Regions from separate parts of the Homo sapiens genome. Here all the other regions are linked to region 1. A link is a loop called in an ENCODE intact Hi-C map of the cell type or tissue named here. Cell type or tissue: OCI-LY7. All regions are shown on one strand.

Evidence for each region. Hi-C counts contacts between places; a loop is a spot of excess contacts. Peaks named below come from ENCODE experiments on the same cell type or tissue, not always from the same donor. Only the 100,000 strongest peaks of a DNase experiment are listed, where the experiment ranks them.
Region 2: a loop joins it to region 1, with 2.9 times the contacts of the local background. A loop is called at or near these places in 1 of 110 quality-filtered maps.
Region 3: a loop joins it to region 1, with 2.8 times the contacts of the local background. A loop is called at or near these places in 1 of 110 quality-filtered maps.
Region 4: it touches region 1 in a loop (2.8-fold over the local background); 1 of 110 quality-filtered maps calls a loop at or near these places.

The regions. Positions count from the first base shown.
Region 1 is chr5:107,511,082-107,516,081 of GRCh38, forward strand. All of the region lies in intron 1 of EFNA5 (ephrin A5), which reads right to left. Among named protein-coding and RNA genes, the nearest start is that of EFNA5, 160 kb to the right of the region's middle. RefSeq lists a silencer at 1,007-1,301 and enhancers at 1,007-1,301, 2,286-2,345. In OCI-LY7, no CTCF peak of the experiment used is centred here; DNase peaks (open chromatin) are centred at 1,110, 2,490, 2,880, 3,390 and 3 weaker places; H3K4me3 peaks cover 3,592 bases; H3K27ac peaks cover 5,000 bases.
Region 2 is chr5:107,246,066-107,251,065 of GRCh38, forward strand. No RefSeq gene overlaps it. Among named protein-coding and RNA genes, the nearest start is that of LINC01950, 240 kb to the left of the region's middle. In OCI-LY7, CTCF peaks have their summits at 2,205 (motif pointing left) and 2,405; DNase peaks (open chromatin) are centred at 2,196 and 3,876.
Region 3 is chr5:107,266,735-107,271,734 of GRCh38, forward strand. No RefSeq gene overlaps it. Among named protein-coding and RNA genes, the nearest start is that of LINC01950, 260 kb to the left of the region's middle. In OCI-LY7, a CTCF peak has its summit at 2,036; no DNase peak of the experiment used is centred here.
Region 4 is chr5:107,102,463-107,107,462 of GRCh38, forward strand. No RefSeq gene overlaps it. Among named protein-coding and RNA genes, the nearest start is that of LINC01950, 94 kb to the left of the region's middle. In OCI-LY7, a CTCF peak has its summit at 2,394 (motif pointing right); a DNase peak (open chromatin) is centred at 2,419.

The sequences.
Region 1 (5,000 bases):
AATGGCACGATCTTGGCTCACTGCAACCTCTGCCTCCCAGGTTCAAGTGATTCTCCTGTCTCAGCCTCTCTAGCAGCTGGGATAACAGGCATGCGCCACCACGCCTGGCTAATTTTGTATTTTTAGTAGAGACAGGGTTTCACCATGTTGGTCAGGCTGGTCTCGAACTTCTGACCTCAGGTGATCAGCCCGCCTCGGCATCCCAAAGTGCTGGGATTACAAGAGTGAGCCACTGCTCCCGGCACCATAGTTGCATTTCTAAATATAAAATCCCCACGAAGTTTGAAAAGATGATGAGATCAGGGATATTTGAACACATTTTTAAAGTAAATGGATGTATGGAATATTATGATAGAATATAGTAGTAGTGGTAGTCAAGCATGAAACTGGTAGAGAAACAAAAATATACATGTAAAATAAACTCAGTATTTTAATAATAAAATAAATGGTATCCTAAAAAATACACTGATTTTGTAAATCTATATTTTGCTATTGTGACTTTCTATGAATATCCATTTATAAAGTGTTACATTCCAACCTGAAGCTTTTTTAAAAGTACAACAATCTTTTTAGTTTCAACTTTAATCTGTAAATTAAGTGCCCTAAATCATCTAATAGCATAGCTCTAAATTCATCCTTATCACCACTGCCTATTTAACATCAAAACTATCATAAAAAAAATAGTTCTTATCTATCAATGCATACATATATTACTTTTCTTAAAAAAAACCTGACTAATAATGTGGCACCATGAACATGTTATATGTAGACATGGTTTGTTCAAAGGGCTAAAAAACAATTATAGCCCTGCCTACTCACAATGCATTCCCCCAAATTTTCATTAGCTTACATCATAGTAAGACTTCACAAAATTTTCATCTGAAAAGACCTACTTTCCTTAAGATCTTGCTCACAAAACACCCAAAAGGTGCATTTTGAGAAAATGAAGAAAATGCCATGATGCTATCTGTGGCTCCTGCAACACTTGTTTTACTTCCTTTCGAAAGAAATAGAAAGTCAAAAGAGACTTCAAATGGTGGGCAGATGTAAATGGCATTTGCCTGAAAAGACATAAAGCAGCATTCAACAGGGAAGTCCCACCCCACTGAGTCTGTATAAGCGCTCACTCCATCTCTGTTGTAGTTGAAGACAGTGGCTGTCAATCAATCCTGGCTCAGTGGTTAAAGAACCCCACATAGGCTCCTCAGTAGGGTGTAAATGGCTGCAATCGCCTGGGTATAAGCAACTGATTTGCAAGCTGAGGGGCAAAACAAAACAAACAAAACAACAACAACAACAACAACAACAAAAAACACAAAAACCCCCACCTTGTTTCTTCCTCACACAACCTGAAATCAATACTCTAGCCTGTTTTTTTTTACCTTCTAGGAGGTTTACAGTTCTTGTAGGCCATCATTACAGAGAGTCACAGAAGGCACAAAACTGAAGCATGTCACCCAGGTTAAGAAGCTGAAGACTTTGTGCTGATTTCCAGTGATTATTGCCATTAAAATAGAGCAATGAGATAAAGTTTTGCCAGAGCCAAACACACACCATGGTGTTTTTGCAAAAGCATATACGAGAACTTAACTCCAAGATGACAGCTCCATCAAGCAGCAATCACCGAGAATGCTGTTCTGAATTCAAAGGCAACCCTGCTAACCACTCTTTCTGAGTAAATCACTTAACTTCTTTTATACCTCAGGTAGTTCATTGTGCACTACCTCACCATGGGTTGCTTACCAAGAAAACGTAATAAAAATAATTGGGGAGCTCTTTGAAGACATAAAATTGCTGTGGAGAGAATCAACTGTAAATTTAAGTCTGTGCTCCTTGGTGAAGAAGTCTCCAAGTGAGCTAGTCTTGATGAGGTCTCCTTTGATGATTTGGACTGTACTACTCTTAGTAGAAAGAGGCTCTGCCCCTTCCTGATGGGTACTTACGTACCCAGTGGCCAGGAGGAATGGACTCAGGGATGGGGCTAGGGGCCTCACCCACCAGGCATGAGAGGTAATTTGTGCTTCCCTGGCTGCCTTGGCACCATGCCTCTGTAGCTTTGTTTCAGGGATGACATGCTTCAGCTCAGGCTGCTGTGCTTAAGTCCTACTGTAGTCAGAGATTTGGGGCTGGGAAAAGAGGGGCAGCTTTGCCCCCTCCTGAGCCAAGAGGAGAGGGAGAGGGAGAGAGAGAGAGAGAGACTCTATCAAATAAAAGCCTGTTGGGATTTACAAGGAAACACTCGCTTGGGAGCTCAATTAATAATAAAATGTGATGAGCATGTTGATTCTGTGGGTTTTGTTTCCAAATCATTTGCTACCTGCCCCATTTCAGAGCATGTCAGGAATGGGTACTCTCCCACTGCAAAGATGGGGAAATGAGTCAAAGTGTCTCACTTGTGTAGCAAGTGGAAGCCAGATGTCAGAAGATGTATGCTGGGCAGATGTTAGAATTTTAAAACGAGAACTACCTGAATGGCCCCAGCAGAAAACATGGTATTCTAAAAATAGGACACCGACACCCCACCGAAATCAACTGTTCATTTATTTATTCTACATGACGGGTGCTGTGGGGCACCAGCTTCTTGCAAGCCTGCAAAACTGCTTGTGATTCATAAGATGTTTCTGAACAGAAAGAGGCTGGTGGTATCCGTCCATTAAAAACAGGCTCTTCACTGAGATACTGGGCTCTATGTTGTTTTTTCTTTAATTCCAAGAACTCAGAGGGAGGGACAGAAATGCTCAGTGGATAGCTATGGATGGATGAGCAGAGGGGAGAGGAAATAAGTGTGACATGTAAGCTGATCTGTGTGATACAGTAAGAGAGGAGGATGTTGCGAGGTAGGCCTGGGTCAGCGTCGCACAGGTGTTGGTGCTGGAATCTGTTTCCTGAACGTCTGTGCTGAACACAAAAACAACCAGGACCACGGGGGTAGAAATAACAAGTCTCACATTGCTTTAACAAAAACAACAAAATAAAGCACTATTCCTGTTTTCTGCTGTTTCTGTCATGCTAAATGACATCCCTGTCCCCAGGTTTAGCTATGTATTTTGCCACCTCATAAAACCCCAATCAATCTTCCCTTCTCTTCTGGCACCAAGTTATGAAGCATCCCTGATCTTCCAGACCTAAAGAAAACAGCAGAGAGACGGGGCTCCTCATCAGGTAGAGGTTTTCTTTTTTGTCAGAATTTGAGACTAAATACAGATTGGAGTATTCACTTGGGAATTCAACAGAGATCCATCTTAAGGAACATTCCAAATACACAATCAGAAAGAAAGCATTTGTGTGCTTTTCTGCTCCTAGGAAAATGCAGAGAGAAAGAAAAGGTTACTGTTTCATGTGAACTGATTTCTCCCTTCTCTGTGGTAGGCAGAGAACACATCATCCCACCTGGAACGTGAGTCATTTGTGAAATGCTTGTTTTAAATTCAAACTTCTCCACAACCTGACGAGTGTGTGGGAGACCCAAGGAAGCTGACATACAAGGGCAGATTTATTTTTCTGCCAGAAGGAACCATCAACACAAAGGCCAATGGTAACCCTAAAAATGGAAATGTGCTAACCCTTTTTATTGTCAAGCAAATAAAAAAATTATTCTTCAAAGGAGGAGAAACAAATGCTCAGACCCTCCAATGGCTTCCTGTCTCATTCAGAGTAAAAGCCCAAGTCTCTACAAGGATTCTATGAGGTCCTACGTGACCTGCCTCCCGTCTCCTCTTTCCTTACTTCACTGACTTAATCTCCTACCTCTCCTTATGATATAGGAGTTAAGAAGAAATTAGGCAGATAGCAAGGGCATGGGAGTCCTTGATAAGGCTTTTCTTTTTAATGAAAAACAGAAAAACAGCCCCAAATCATTTTCTAACAAAGAGCTGCCTGCAAGCTAGGAGCTTGCATGGGTGAATGCCGGCAGGAACTAAGGACTAGACATGTGCAGGATGGCAGCTCCATCTTCCTTTCTCTGCCAGCCACGTGTACTGTCAAGGAGCAGACAAGATGGTCCCAATCAACTAGAAAGTCCACTTGCACTGTAACCTCCGCCTTCTGGGTTCAAGTGATTCTCCTGCCTCAGCCTCCCAAGTAGCTGGGATTACAGGCGACTGAGCCACCACACCTGGCTAATTTTTGTATTTTTTAGTAGAGATGGGGTTCCACCATGTTGGCCAGGCTGGTCTCAACTCCTGACGTCAAGTGATCCGCCTGCCTCAGCCTCCCAAAGTGCTGGGAATACAGATGTGAGCCCCCATGCCCAGCATCAAGACATGGTTTTTATTTTTTATTTTATTATTATTATTATTATTATTATTATTATTATTGAGATGGAGTCTTGCTGTGTTGCCAGGCTAGAGTGCAGTGGCACAATCTCGGCTCAATGCAACCTCCGCCTGCTGGGTTCAAACGATTCTCCTGCCTCAGCCTCCCTAGTAGCTGGGACTACAGGCATGCGCCACCACACCAGGCTAATTTTGTGTTTTTCGTAGAGACAGGGTTTCTCCATGTTGGTCAGGCTGGTCTCGAACTCTCAAACTCAGGTGACCTGCCTGCCTTGGCCTCCCAAAGTGCTGGGATTACAGGAATGAGCCACTGCACCCAGCAGACATGGCTTTTAAAGTGCTCTGTTTTATCTACTTAAGGCCTGGACTCCACAAATCAAATCAATGTGTTATAATACAGAACTCTGGGTACTTCCTAATCTTATAACCTCTTCCTACTCATGCTCACGCCCCAAAGGCTATCTATCTATGAGATATGTTGTACACAGGAGAATCCAAGCCCAAGAAACTAAAAATCATCCCAAAGCAGTTTAAAAATGAACAGGGTTTATTTTACTGTAGAGCTTGTTACATCATCCATTTGTTGAATTACCATTTATGTTGGGTTACTTATCCTTACAATTCAAATGACCTACAGCCCTAGACACTAGAATTTTATTTCATTTTTGAGACACAGTCTCACACTGTCGCCCACGCTGAAGCGCAGTGGTATAATCATGGCTCACT
Region 2 (5,000 bases), 270 kb before region 1:
GTAGAGAAAGTTTTAGAAGAAAAAAGCAACTGTTCAGTTTTTAGCATAATTTGTTTAATACGTCTATTAGGCATCTAAGTGAGAGTGTTAATAGGCAATTGAACATATGAATCTACAATTGGGTTCTGGTTTGGAGATATATATTTGGGAGTGGTCAATGTAAATGTGAGGTTGATATCCCAAGGGAGTGAGTACAGATAAAATAAAGAAGATGAGAGTTCCAAGCTCTAGGCCTTGGGATACTTCAATAGTAAGAGAATGAAAAGAGGAACAGACATTAGAAATAAAGACAAACAGAAGTGGCCAGTATTTTAGGAGCAACATTAGAATCCAGGAGAAAAACTTATTTCAAAAAAGAAGAGTTATCTATAAGCCCAAGACAGTTAATAGCTATCAATAGAAGGCTACTATAGTCAAATTACTTGGTATCCAGTCTATCTTGATGTATTATGCAATTCAGAGTGAAGCTGATACTAGCAACCAGAAAATAGAAGTGCTAATAATAATAACAATAACAATATGTCACATTATATTCTTATTATGTTGTCACGCATTTTGACAAGTATTTTACAGTCATCTCATTTAAAACTCTCAAAAACCCTAGTAAATAAAGATTTTCCCTTTTTTATAGAAGATATTCTGAGGCTCAGGATTCTTGTGATTTCCCTGAGTTAGCACAACTCTTAAGATGAGAAACTGTCCAAAACAGCTCAACACCACAGTCTGTGCTTATAACCACTACACCATAGTGAAGATACCTCACCATGCCGCAGTCTTCGTTATTCTGAATTTCCACCGTTTAAAGAGCTTTAGTAACTTTGAAGAAAGATCTTATGTAAAAGTCAAGAAGAAATAACAAATGCACAGCTAATGATAAAATGTATTCAGAATTATAACTATTATAACCAAATATAACTGTTCACCCTCATGAACCATTTTTGACACAGTGTTGAATTCAAAGATATAAAAGTTCAACTCCAGAAATCTTAAAGAACAATATAGATCTTTACTTATAATTTCTTAAAAATAAAGTATGGGGGTGTCAGGGATAGGGGATACACAGCATTTAACAAAAAAAAATACTTTCTAAATATTTTATATGATGTATTTCTCTCACCCCCAAATTTACAACTGCCTTTCTCATAATTATCATATCTGGTACTCTGTCCCCTAAACCCCTGGTGAATAAAATCATCTGCCTCATTTTTGAAGCAGAATAGCATAGGTAAAATTAAAACTCAGGTGCCAAGCTTTGTTACCCAGTCCTACCGTGGGAATCCAACTGCTTGGGGCGTCAGTTTTCTCACTTATAAAATGCAATAATGATAATATCTCACCCTGAGATTATTGTATGGATTGAACAAATCATTCTGTTTAGGCATTTAGTACAATGCCTGACACATGGCAGGTGCAAAATAAGTGTTAGCTATACCGTATGGTGACAGCACCTTGGTAATATTCCACAAAGAATAGCATCATCTCTGTACGTGCTTCCCATGCCCTGCTCCTACTCATACTATGGTGCCTCACACTCAGTTTTCTTCCCATCCTTACTGAGCTGAGGATGATTCATCTCAGTCACTATGACTCTTGAAGCTCCCCTTGGAAAGTCCAGGAGCAAAACTCATCATATTTCTGACATGATACCAGTCTCTGTCTCTGATGATATTAGGGAAAAGTGGTATTCACTTAATTCTTTCCCTCAAGGGGCTGACAACCCCTAGAAATCCCTTGCTAAAACAACTAAAACAAATGTGGGATTGTCTCTTGCCCCCCAAAATTCCTGAGCAGCCTAGTGTCCTAAGGTCTGCAAAACATGGAGAAATCGAGGAGGAGGCCAGAGAATCAAAGCAACTTTGCTTATGATCAGCACGCCACTTTTGAAAAAAATAATAGAGTAAAATCTCCAACTTGATTATAACCAGCTTCTTCAGGGTTTGCAACCTGGAGACCTTATTTTTTTGAGGGGTCAGATTTCATGAAACTGAAGCATACTCAAATCACTCGAGCCGCCGAAATCATACCATCACCTCAGGTTTTAGTTGTTTGTGTGCCTGAAGGTTTGCTAGAGTTTCCTCTTTTTCCTCTTCCAAAAATCATGATGGTTACTTGGTTTGGAAATAAAATCCAGAACGTTGCCTATAAATAGTAAATCGGCCTCAAGTTCTGATTGACCATGCTTCAATCTACTGCCCCCTAGTGGATGGACCACCGTTGCAGCTGCACCTCTCCTTAATTCATAGTTGCCAATTCAAAACTATAAGCTATTCTCCATGGCAGTTCCTGATGAGTTAGAATCCATGAATGACCTGAACGCCTGTAGACCCCCACTTCGTTGGTGGCACTTCCCTGCCCTGAGGCTATTTATCTTTGTTCCATTTCAGTGGCATTTCTAACTGCTTTTCGAGACCTTTATTCCAGTCCCTGGCATAAAATTTCCTACTAATTTCTCCAGTTTCTAGGCAAGCTGGCCTCTACCCTTGGACTCAAAGTCTGCTTAACTCCAGTCCCACAGTTACAGCCAAGTCCCCAGAGATTTGTTCTCGTCCAGTGAAGTAAGGCAAAACCACTGAACAAGCCTAAACATGGCTGTCACTGACCTCTTCTCCCTTTCCAAGAACAATTCCAATTTCCTCAGTAAATGGGTATCCGTGGAGTCTGTTAAAAATCAATTTTCAGCCCATTTGTTCACAAGGAAATTTTTAAGGCTTCCTCTGTTGACCCTCAACCATTAAACTCAAACAAACCAATATGATGCTACAGGATACAAACTGATAGGATAAGATCTACCCAACCAGAGAAATGTTCCCCAGCAAGACAGATGCAGCTACTATTTTCCCTATAATAAGAAATTATTACCATCACAAGGACTACCTTAGCTCTATCTCACCTGAGAGCCTTGTCTTTAAAAGCAAACCTTAACCAGTCATAGTCTGGTCAAGAACCAATGACATAAGGGGTGATCTGACTTACACACAATACAATTAAATAGTTTTTTCTGCCTCCCTCCCTTGTCTCATCTTCAGTTGTCCCCCAGCAACTCATTGCTCTATCCTCATGACCTTAACTCCTTCTGACTTATTGTTTCCTTATTGATGTCTCATGACCTTCTTACTATAATAGGTGATATCATCCAGAGGCTTGATATCATAGGAGATAAAAGATTGAGTTCATTCAGTCAGCTCTTCTTCTTGGTTAATCAACCATCTAACTGTTGACTCTAAGTTCTGCCTTGGACATTGTGTGTGAACATTGATACTGGTCAGTTCCTCCTGTTTTTGATTCAGTTTCTAGAATTATATGGCTTACCCGTAAATCTCTGCCAAACTTCTACATCTATCCTTCCCTACTGCCCTACTGTAGATATATCCTATGGACACATATGTACATAATACAAGGAACACTCCTCTATGTTTATATTTTACAAAATTTCATAATGCCCTGTTTCTTCAGTTGAAATAAACATGCAGTATAAACTTCATAATACTAATTTTCATATAATTCCAAAACATAGATGATCATACTGAAGGTACACTTTTAGTTTAGGTCTAGGGTAATAATTTGAATCCAAAAATCCCACATGTGCCTCCCCATACTTATTCCAAATATAGCTGACTGTCACCTGGACCAGTCTTTATACAGCATTGCATTCAATTAAACAGCAATCTGACCACAGAAGGCCTGAAGTATTATGTAGGTCTTGATTGTGAATTGCTTTTAATGGATAATATGGAGAATTTACACAAAGCTTCACAGAAATCTTTCTAAAAATTATTTCTGGCCATTTCTTATTCAAGCCAGTTCTCTCTCACACAGATGCTGCCTCTTACTTCTCCATGCTCACTTCCTGCCTTGCTTCTCTCTCTCTCCCTTTCCATCTGGTATGGCTTACACACCCAGGGCTACTGACAGGTGAATGTGCACACCATCTGCAGCCCCCAAAGGAGCAGAGTTTGTCTTCTGCTCAGAATGCTTCTCTCACAACAGCCAGCGCTCAAAGGAATTCTGTTGAACACAAATACAAATTCTCTACCTTGTTAAACTTTCCATTTCTAAAGTGTACAATCATTCACCTACCACACAACCACAACAATTTCATGTTCTGCAAATAGAATTTATTTTCAATGACTTCCTCTGGACATCTCTTTCTGATTTTAAGCCAAAAAATCAATTTAAGATGGTCCTAAATGGGGAAAAATCATAACAAGTAGTTGGTAACAGGCATATTTATATCATTGGAAATATGAATGAATGCAAAAGCTATTTTAGATGCATAGACAATATTGGAGGATGATAATTATAACTTGCCTAGGGTATACAGTGTGTATGTATTTTACCAATGCAGATATTCTCTTGCTTTATTGGTATCCACATTACTATTTGTTCACTTACATCTACAGATTTGGGAAAACCTATAACTGGTGCTGCATTCCTGAGTTTCTAGAAGACTACATGGCCCTGAGGGCCAATTTTCAGAGACCAATACATCTTGTTGGACTAGGTCTGAGAGACAAGAGTCTGAGAAGAATACTAAGGACTTTGATGGATTATCACTAAAACTGAACTTTGCTGAAAAGTTATAAATCATCAGCTTTCTTCAGGCTTAGATGGGACTGATACTAGAAAGATCATTAAAGTCACCAAGCTGTCCTCAGGCCTAAAAAGTACATTGAAAAGACTATAGTCTACCAAAAATGTAAACGAGTGTAATACACATTCCAGGCATTTGAAGTTCAGGCACTAATCATCTCAAATAAATGATAAACAAATGACGAGTTACATGTAAATCTACAGTGTTGTCAAAACATTGCCCTTGTAATCCCAGATAAATGATGAAGTTTATAAAAGGAGATTTCTGAGGGTCATGGAAGATTGTTTAAACATACATGAAGAGTGGTTTAAGTGCTAATCCATTGCCATTTATGTAAACTGCATTTCTATCCTTGGTCTTTGCTGCATAAAATTGCCTCATCATTTTATAAATCCATAGACCTAGTTGA
Region 3 (5,000 bases), 240 kb before region 1:
TAATGCCCCTCACTGAGAGAAGCAGAGTGAAAGAGAGGAGCAGAGGGGAGTATATTAATGAATTCTGTGTTAAATAGGTTGAGTTGAGGAATCTTCTGGAGAAGTCAAGCCAGTAGGGAATTGGATGTACTAGACTGTATATGCAAATATGGGAATATTTAACACAAGAAATATTTGAAGTCTTAATGTAGCCTAGGGATATAGAAAGAGTATAACATGAGAGCATATTGCCTAAGGCATTCTCCCTATCTGTGTTTCCCAAAAAACAATCTTGCTGCTGAGACCTATACCTTCAAAACATTCAAAACCTTATTCAAAACTCACATTTTCCATGAAAGCTTCCTAGACTTACATGGCCTTTGTCTTATTGTAATAACACTTATCACCTTTGAAAAAGTCATCATACATGTTTATAGGACCCTCCTCACATCAACGTTATTTTGCAAGACCCCATGTTTCTTCTTTCATTAAATACAGGCACTGTACACTCAATTGATATTCTTGACAAGCCAACTGTATACCCACTAGTAGTATACACCTAGTTGGGTTTTGTAAATGTTGAGTTTCCTATTTTCACAGAGCAATTTTAGTTATTTATGTAAATATTTTTGTTTTGGCCAAGTTATATATGTAACTAAAGACAATATAATCATATGATTCAGTGAAAGTAGAGGGTTAGAATTACAGCTAGCCAACACACTGTCCAAAGAAGAACATTAAGGCAAAAATGCTATCAGAACATAAAGCCAGCCAAGGTTTTCAAGTATCATTTCCAATTCCATTTCATTGACATGTTTAGGTGCCTTGAAGTGCCATTTACAACCCTGCCTCTGACATATAAGTTGGCCTACACAGAAAGTTCTCCAGCTATTTAAACTTCCCTGACAATTGACAACTGTCAGAAAGTATTATCCACAAAACAATCTTGAGCACCCTCATTAGCAGGGAACCATCACTGGGACAATGCCCACTGGTGGCTTGGCAAAGAGAGGGCACTGAGCTGCTGATAGCCATCTACCAGGGCGGCTTTCCGTGGAAGCCACTGGCTTCCAGTTCATTTTCTCAGACTTCCCATGAATGGGTAGATACAAAAGTTCTTAATCAGAGTTCCACATCGCCCAATCTCCAAGTCAATTAATGAACCTTTCTATCTGACAGGCACATAGAGGTTGTCAAAAAATATTTGTTGGCAAAGAATGATATTAATATGAATTAACTATGTGTTTGGGCCTTTTAAAAAACTACACCAGGATTTTTTTTCTTCAGTATGCTAAAGATGAAATTCAAATTCAAAGAAAGTCAAAGAAGTTGGTTAACCTGCTCAAGTCATATAGCTAGTAAGTAACAAAGTGAGAATTTGAACACAGATCAAAAATTTAACTCCAAGCAAGATTTTCAATATTGGCAAAGTGAGCTTCTTATCCCAACACTTTAGGGAAATATACTGAATAAGAGAACGTCAAAGTTTAGAAAGATAGAAGGCTCTCATACTCCCGGTTTTGAGCTACTCAGTATCCATCAATGTAGCCACAGATAATGTCAGAGTCTTCATGCAGCCTACGTTACACCATAGACATAATTCCTCTAAGCCCCTTCCCTCCACAGAAGTTGTTCTATACAAGTATCCACGAAGCTAATCAGTTAAATAAAACTGTAAAGTCAGCCCAGATCAGTGAATCAGATTTCAATTTTCCATCTGTTTCAAGTGAGTCACATCCTACAGATTCAGGGTCAATCTTATGTGAGTGCACAGTAAGCAATTTCCTATCCTAGATTGGCTTTAATTAAAAAGGAACATCCTAAAAATATCTTCCCCCATCAGTTCTACTATGAGTTCTCCATGCCCAGGTAGTCTTTCAAGGCAAAACATCTTCTTAGAGGAACTATTACATTAAGTTTATAATCAATTAAAGTACATAAGTTTTATCACATTACTTTCCAATGAGTTAAAGGAGGGACATAGCAGCATCCACCATGTGGATTATGGTGTCTTGGTTCACATAAGTGTGTCCTGGTTAAGAAAGCAGACTTGCTAGACAGGCCATTCAATTGCCACTCTACTGCCTACTAGTGCTGGGAACTCTGTCAGTTACTCTCTGTGAGCTTCAATTTTCTCACTTGTATAATTAGCAAAATACTAACCTTATATTTCTGTTTGAAATGGTGATAATTATTAACATTTCATTATAACTTATGGTGAAATCTATTTATACTTCCTCATATGCACAGTGAAAAGTGGAATCCATTTCATAATGATATTTGATGCATTTATTTTTAAGAAAGAAAATATCTACAAAAGTAGAAATCACTGATATAAAAAGACAGAAAAAAACGTAAACAGCTTTCTCTCAGCAAATAAGTGGTAATTTTTATGTGTGTCAATGATGAGTACAACAAGATAGGGATCTATATTCTGAATTAGTAATGTCAGGATTTTATACATATAACAATTCTGTTTTTAATGATATAAGCCCTCTTATAGGTTGCCGAAAAATTCACTACCAAAATACTAGTCTTCCAGAATGTAGCAACTTTTAAAGAAGCCTTTAATACCAGAATCTTTACCTCATATTAATTTCCGAGGGCTGCCATAATGAAATACCACAAACCATGTGGCTTAAAATAACAGAAATGTATTCTCTTGCAGGTCCAGAGGCCAGCAGTGCAAGGACCAGGTGCCAGCAGAGCCACACTCCTGCTGCAGCCTCTAGTGGAGAATCCTCCCTTGCTTCCACCTTCTAGTGGCTGCTGCCACTCCTTGTGGCTGCATCGCCCCAATCTCTGCTTCCATTTCCACATGGCCTTTTCCTCTGTCTGTCAGTCTTTTCTTCTGTCTCAAAAATTTGTCATTGGACTTAGGGCCCATCTGGACAATCCAAAAAGATCTCATTTCAAGTGTCCTAATTGCATCTCCAAAGACCCTTATTTCAAATAGTGAAATTCATAAGTTCTGAGAGTTAGGCCATGGACATATCTCTTCATAGACCACCATGCAACTCACTATAACCATTAACAAATTATACTATGATAGTTTAACTTTAATAATAAAAAATCATTAAAAAGTAACAGCTCTTTTCTTTTAAGTCTATATTCATTCTTCCAACTATTTAGTACTGCCCAAATGCCCTCTTCATGCAGAAAATGTTACGCAATGGACAACCCATGGTGAATCAAGCAGCCATGGTTCTCCCTTCGTGAAAGACTTTGTACACACACAAAAAAAATGCTTTTGTCTTATTTTTAATAAGAACTGAATTTCAAAATTCAGAAGCAAAAACTGTACAGCTTCTATTCCTTAGCAAATTAAGCCATTTAATATGTTAGCTCCAGTTATAGCATGCATTTATATTTTTATTAAAAATTTTAATGAGTATAAATACTTCTCTCCTAGAGAGTTTTAAAAATTAATGTTTATATTATGCTTCGGAATCATTGGATAAAAGGTGCTTCATAAATGCAATGCATTATTATTAAGTGTTATTAAAGTAAATTGAAGGCAAAGCATGTAATAAAAATTTCCCTGCGACAAAAGTCTGAGGTCTATATGTGGTTCCACAGTGCTTAGACCATATTTAACTGTGAAAGTACCAATATTAACATGAAAATGTTTTTGCTGCTGCTGCAATCTGGAATCAACAATGAGTATGTGCTGTTTGGCATTCCGTTTTTAATTACATATCATATTTCATACTAGATGTTGAAATTATATGCCACAAAATTTTATATCACTTAATAGGTGCCAAAATTACAAAAGTTAAAATATTTTCATTTCATAGAACTCATGTAGCTAAAGTTTCATTTCCTAACAGTAATATTAAGGACATATTGATGGAAATGAAATTTTTAAATGCCAAACAACCATCGAGACTTCCAGGTCTACATTCATATTTTCAATCAGTTCCTAGTTATTTACATCAGAAGTAAGTGATAGAAAGCATCTGTCAGTCTGATTCTCAGGTATTTTGAATTACAATAATCAAGAGATTAAGTCAGAAGAAAAAGGAGGGTATCCCTAGAGATTATATCTCTCTAAATAATAGAGAGGATTGAGAGGGAAGAGGAAAAAAGATAGCCAAAGTGAAAGTGGGGAGGGAGTTTATAATTTATGATGTAAAATATTCAATAACAACTTTAGGATAGCAGAAGAACTGGAGAGTTTAGGAGGGACTTTTGAAAAACCCAAGCCAGAAACTCCCTTTAACACTCTATGAAGGAGGTAGGTACACGTTAGAATTCACTTTTAATTGTATTTGTTGGCCAAACACTTTTTTCTTTTTTGAATATAATTCTCTCTGGAAATTGTGCTACCTGCGGCTCTAAGATTCATTTGGGTTACAAAGGAATGTAATTAACTAAAAACACAAATGAATTATAAGCTTTTCACTTTGTCAACTGTGTAAGCTAGAGGTCCTTTCCTTTTTGCTATACAAGTCAAAGGAAAATAGCCTCCTGTTTTGAAAGCTTAAATCTAACATTAGCGTACAAAACCATATTTGCCAAATTGAATTAATTGTTAGAATTAATCAACACTGGGGAAAACATAGATGCCGTTAGGCAGTCATTTTTCAAATCATGTGAATTATCCTTTAAGTTGTAAAAAAAATTTCAATAATGCATTTTTTGGTGTTTTTTAATTACCTTAAAGTTAATATTTTTAAAAAATTAGTAAAACAATATAATTATATATACACTAGAAGTCAATTTCAAAAAGCAGCAAATTAAGTGTCTTAAAATGTGATGACGTTAAGACAGGGATTCTAAATTTTATTATGTATTGGAATCATCTGGACCCCTTATTTCAAATGTAGATTCCAGGATTCAGTACAACCATGAAAAGTCTAATTCAGAAGGTGTGACATGGAACCCAGTCATCTGGCAAAGTGATTCAAAAGCAGAAGATTCATAAACCACAGCTTGAGAAAAACTGAATTAAAGTTTGATTCCAAATAACTGGAGAAAGTTTGGGGTGCACAAAGCTCTATATGATATTTATCAGCAAT
Region 4 (5,000 bases), 410 kb before region 1:
TCTCCACAACTCTCAGTCCATGCTGTTTAGGTAGGGATGTCTCACTAAACATGGGACAGCATGGATGTGACAACATGGATGTCTCACCCCATGCTGTTTAGATGGGGATGTCCCTTCTCCTTCAGGAAAAGGGACATGGCCTGGAATGGCCAATAAAAGTCACATGATTGATTAAAGAATGATCATGGGACTCAAACAGGATCAGTGGTTGTAACCCCAATACTTCTGCTGGAACTGATAGGAAAGAAACACTCACTTTCCACTGAATTGCTGAACAAGTGGGATAGACATCTGGAGCCATTATGGGCTACTGTGAAAGGATAACTCACCTAAGAATCAAACTAACTGGAGTAAAGGTGATGGAAAGAAACTGACATTTGATGGCAACTTTTAAGTTTCTGGATCCATTTGTGCTTGAAGACAAGTTATACCTCACCTTTTCAATTATGTGGATGAATCTGTGTGGCAGATGACTTTTAAAATGACCATCAATAATCCAACTTTCTAGAATTCATGCCTTTGTGTAATCCTTCCTCTTGAATATGGGTTAATAATTTGCTTTTAAAGAATAGAATAAGTCAAAAGGAATAAGATGTCAACACCATGATTAGTTACAAAAGGCTGTGACTTCTGTCTTACTAGCATGCTCTCTCAATTGCCATCTTGGCTTGCATACTGTGAAAAAGCAGCTGCCACAAGGGTGAGATGCCTGGTGAGGAACTCAGATGACCTTTGGTCAATACAAGGGAGGAACTAATGATACAGACAGGAAGCAGGAGAGCAGGGTCCCTGGTGAGGGGTCCACCCTCAAGCCTGGACCCATGACCCTAAATGAGAACAGGCATTCCTGTTTTTGCACCTGAATGTTGCTTTGTGGCCAACCCCTCCCTGCTATCCTGTGCCCATATAAACCCCAAACTCCACTGGCAGAGGAACAGAGTGGCACGGCAGAGGAGAGAAGAGAAGAAGCATCTGAACGTCGAAGAGGCAGCTAGATGGTTGGAGATTATCTTCCCACTCCATCCCCTTTCCAGCTCCCCATCCCACTGAGAACCATCTTTATAACTCAATAAAACAGCACATGGAGAGTAATTACTAAATATTAATAAAATATTAACACAATATTGCTAGTGATCACTAAATATTAATAAAATATTTAATCCGATATGATTCACCAAGTTACACTGTCAATATCTTGCAAGAAAATTTGTATTGTCTTTATGAAAAGAATGAGTCATGTCTAACAATTAAATTCAGTCTAGCACGCTTTACAAAATTTACATTCTGGCTGATAAGATTGCAACAGACACACAAAATGAATCACAGGAGAAAGTGGAAAAATATTTTTGAATACCTGATCCTACAAACAAATACAATTGTTACAATTATAAATAATGAAATAACGTATTATTGTGCTTTTAGGAAATCATATTTTTTGGAAAAAACATAATGAGAAAGTAAAAAGAGTGATAATTATTACTACTATCATTAATACAAATATATTAATATTAAATTATAAATATTATAGTAGTAAAAATCATAATTGATTTTACTGCTACTACGTGCCATGCATTGCACCTTTTCCTGTAATTGTTTTATTGCTCATAACCACCCTGTGTGAAAGATGTTGTCACATTTTTGTAAATGAGGAAACTAAAACTCAGAGAGAATAGGTAATGTCATTTAATCAGGGTGAAGTTTCAAATCTAGATCTGCCTGAATTTAAAGACTGAGCTTTTTCTTTCATGCTATAGATAGGTGCAGATAAGACTGCCTTTGGGCAGTCTATTAAACTACTTAGCTCATAAAAACTAGAAAAGTAGAAAACTGAGTTATTTGTTTATTCTGGCTATAAAGATAACTAATTTAAAGCAGACAGAGGCAGCTTCCATCTCAGATGAGAACCACCTTTATAACTCAATAAAACCTCCGCATTCACCATCCTTCAAGACCTGATTCTTCCTGGACACTGAACAAGGACCTGGGTACCAAGATGGCAGGCTGTAAAAGGCTCTCGCCCTGACTCTACACTGCTCTGGTTAACACTTAGCCGTCAGTGGACAGCAACTGCTAAAAGAGCATTGTAATACATTTGGACAATCCTGTGGGGCCAGCACAGGGCCTGCTCCCACCAGAGAGAAGTGGCCAGCCGTTCCAGCTTTCCTTCGCTCCAGTTTCTGCACTCGCTTAATTTGCATGCTTCCTCCTGTGAGGAGTGGCCAGAGGCAGGCTGAGTGAAATGAGCCTCTCCAGTTCCTGCTCACAAAGGAGTCAGGGAGCTCCCCAATTTCACTAAGACACTTGGTCCAACAGTGGCCCAAGGAACTGAATGTTACCAGTAACCACTGAATGATTTAGGTAGTGGATCATTTACCATTCTAGCCGCCAGATGACACTGCTGACACCTGGCTGACAGCATGACTATAACCTTGTGAGCGACCATGAAATAGAGAGCCAAGCTAAACTGTGCTCAGATTCCTGACCCAGAGAGACCTTGAGATTAAAAAGTGTGGGTCCTTTTAAGAAGCTCAGTTTCAGAGCAACCAGGGACATAGTAATGGGTAACTAACACAATCCATTTAAGTCGCTTCTGTGTCTAGCATCCAAAAGTTCCTGACAATTTGTTTAAAAATATTTTTTTCATAGAATAAAAAAGAAGCAGCAAGATGAACAGCATTAAGAAAAGATGAAGTTTTAGTAACAGTCTCAGTGGCCTTGAAACTGTCTAAACAAGTGACATAGCATGAGTTCTTTTTCAGGGTCCCTTGTTTCTTGTTTTTAATTTTAACCACAAAGGAGGCAATCTTTAACTTTTAAAAAAGTCTTTAAAAGTTTAGGAATAATTTAAATGCACTTAACAGTTAAGTACTTTAAAAACTTTCAGGAAAATATGTAACAACTAGCAAAAATGAAAAATTCTCCCAGAAGACTTAAAAAAAATTATTTTTCCCTTAGGAGTATTGAAAGAGTAAGTAGAAGAAAGACTGAACAAGTTTAAGATAGAAAATAGAAATTCCGTGGTTTCTTTTTCCTTACCAAATCAGAAAATCACTACATAATAGACTGAAAATAACTTGTTTGAAGTTAGGGACATTTTGATGTAGGGAACATTTATCAAAAGACTGAAAAGACTCAGTGCAAATGACAAAATCAAAATAGCACCTCAGCTGAAAAATGTAGATGAAGCAAATGTTTATAAGCAAGCTATAAGTCGTATTTCAAGTCCTTGCCACCAAAGGGGACCTTAGAAATGTTCTAATCCAGTCTAATTCATACTGTAGGTGAGAGAACTGAGGCCCAGAACAGTTACAGTACTTTCTAAAGCTCAAGCAATTAGTCAATACAGAGCAAGGGTTGCTTTTATATCTTTGAACTCCAAGTTCTTTTCTTTTAGAAAATATTACAACTATATATTACAGACATTTATAATTGGGAGTGCCCTAGGAGAATTGAAGATGGAGTCCACAGAGCTCCCAATATTCTCCAACTACACATTTTCAGCCTTGCCATACCAAACTGCCCTAAAAAACAAACCCAAGGAGGAGCCTGCCATGAGAACCAGCCCCATCATCCAAAAGTGGGATTCAGTTTGGAAGCACTGATAGCAAAATAACAATTGTTTATAACTGGGCCATTATGACAGAATGGTGCCCATTCTGACTGGTGAGGGCCCATGCCATAATGGTTGTTAGCAAAATATTTTGAATATCTTCCTTGACTACATCTCTGCTTGTCTCAGTCATCACAAGGAGCTCTAAACCTCAGGTCATCCCTTATGACCAAGATTCCCCTCTTCATAAGGCTCTCTGTAGCTCCTGGTCCAGCCTAATTTCTTACTCCTCCATTACTGCAGAAACATTTCATTGTAATGTTTGGAACTCATAGTCTGCCATCAGCAAATGACTTCTCTTCTAAATCTCTCCAATAACATTCCTTCCCATCCTAATGCTAACCTGGCTGAAAATGAGAGCATCATTTTTGCTCCTCTGTACCCTATTATTATTTTTCCCTTCATTATTATTTCCCATCATTATTTTTGCCTTCTCAAAAAAATCAAATGAAACCACTTAGCTACTCTAAAGTACAGGCCATCAGATTACAGACTCCTCTACCCCTGCTCCCACAGTCATCTTTCATCCTCCTGATTATCCCTGCTATGGTTTACATGTATGTGCCCCTCCAAAATTCATATGTTGAAGCTTAACCACCAATATGATAGTATTAAGAGCTGGGGCCTTTAGGGAGTGATTAAGTCATGAGGACAGAACTTTCTTGAATGGGATTAATGACCTTATAAAAGAGGTACAGGAGCACTGTCTCTCTCTCTTTTGCCCTTTCCATCCCTTCCTCCATGTGAGGACATAGTGTTCATCCCTTCTGGAGGATATAACAAGAAGGAAGCAGAGAGCAGCCCTCACCAGACACAATCTCTTCTATGGCCTTGATCTTGGACTTTCTAGCTGCTAAAATTGTGAGTAATAAATAATGATTTATAAATTACCCAGTCTGTGGTATTTTGTTGTATCTGCACAAATGGTCTTAGACAATCCCCCTTCACTCACTAAAGACATAAACCCTAGGATTGTTGCCTTTTTCTCCACATTTCTTCTATAATAATTTTTAATAATTGCAATGTTCACATAAAAGAACCATCCAGGTATTTCAGCTCCTAGAACTCCTTACGTCAGATTTTCTAATCTCCAGGCCACTTCTCCCACCCCACTCCCATGGTCACATCTTAGAACTTATAATCACCAATAGCATAAAACCTGTTAAATCACAACCACTTATTGTCTTCTCCATCCATTTCCAGAAGTACCTCCACTCCAATGATTCTTTGACTCCATGGGATCCACAATACAGTGGCCCTAATAAGTTTATCAGCAGTCACTTACCTTGTCCTTTCCTCCCTGTTAAAATAGCCTAGAATTCCATGGTGGTTCATCATTTTAATCACAATCCATTGCCTGCACGGACCCTAAATTCTTTGCTCTTTTCTC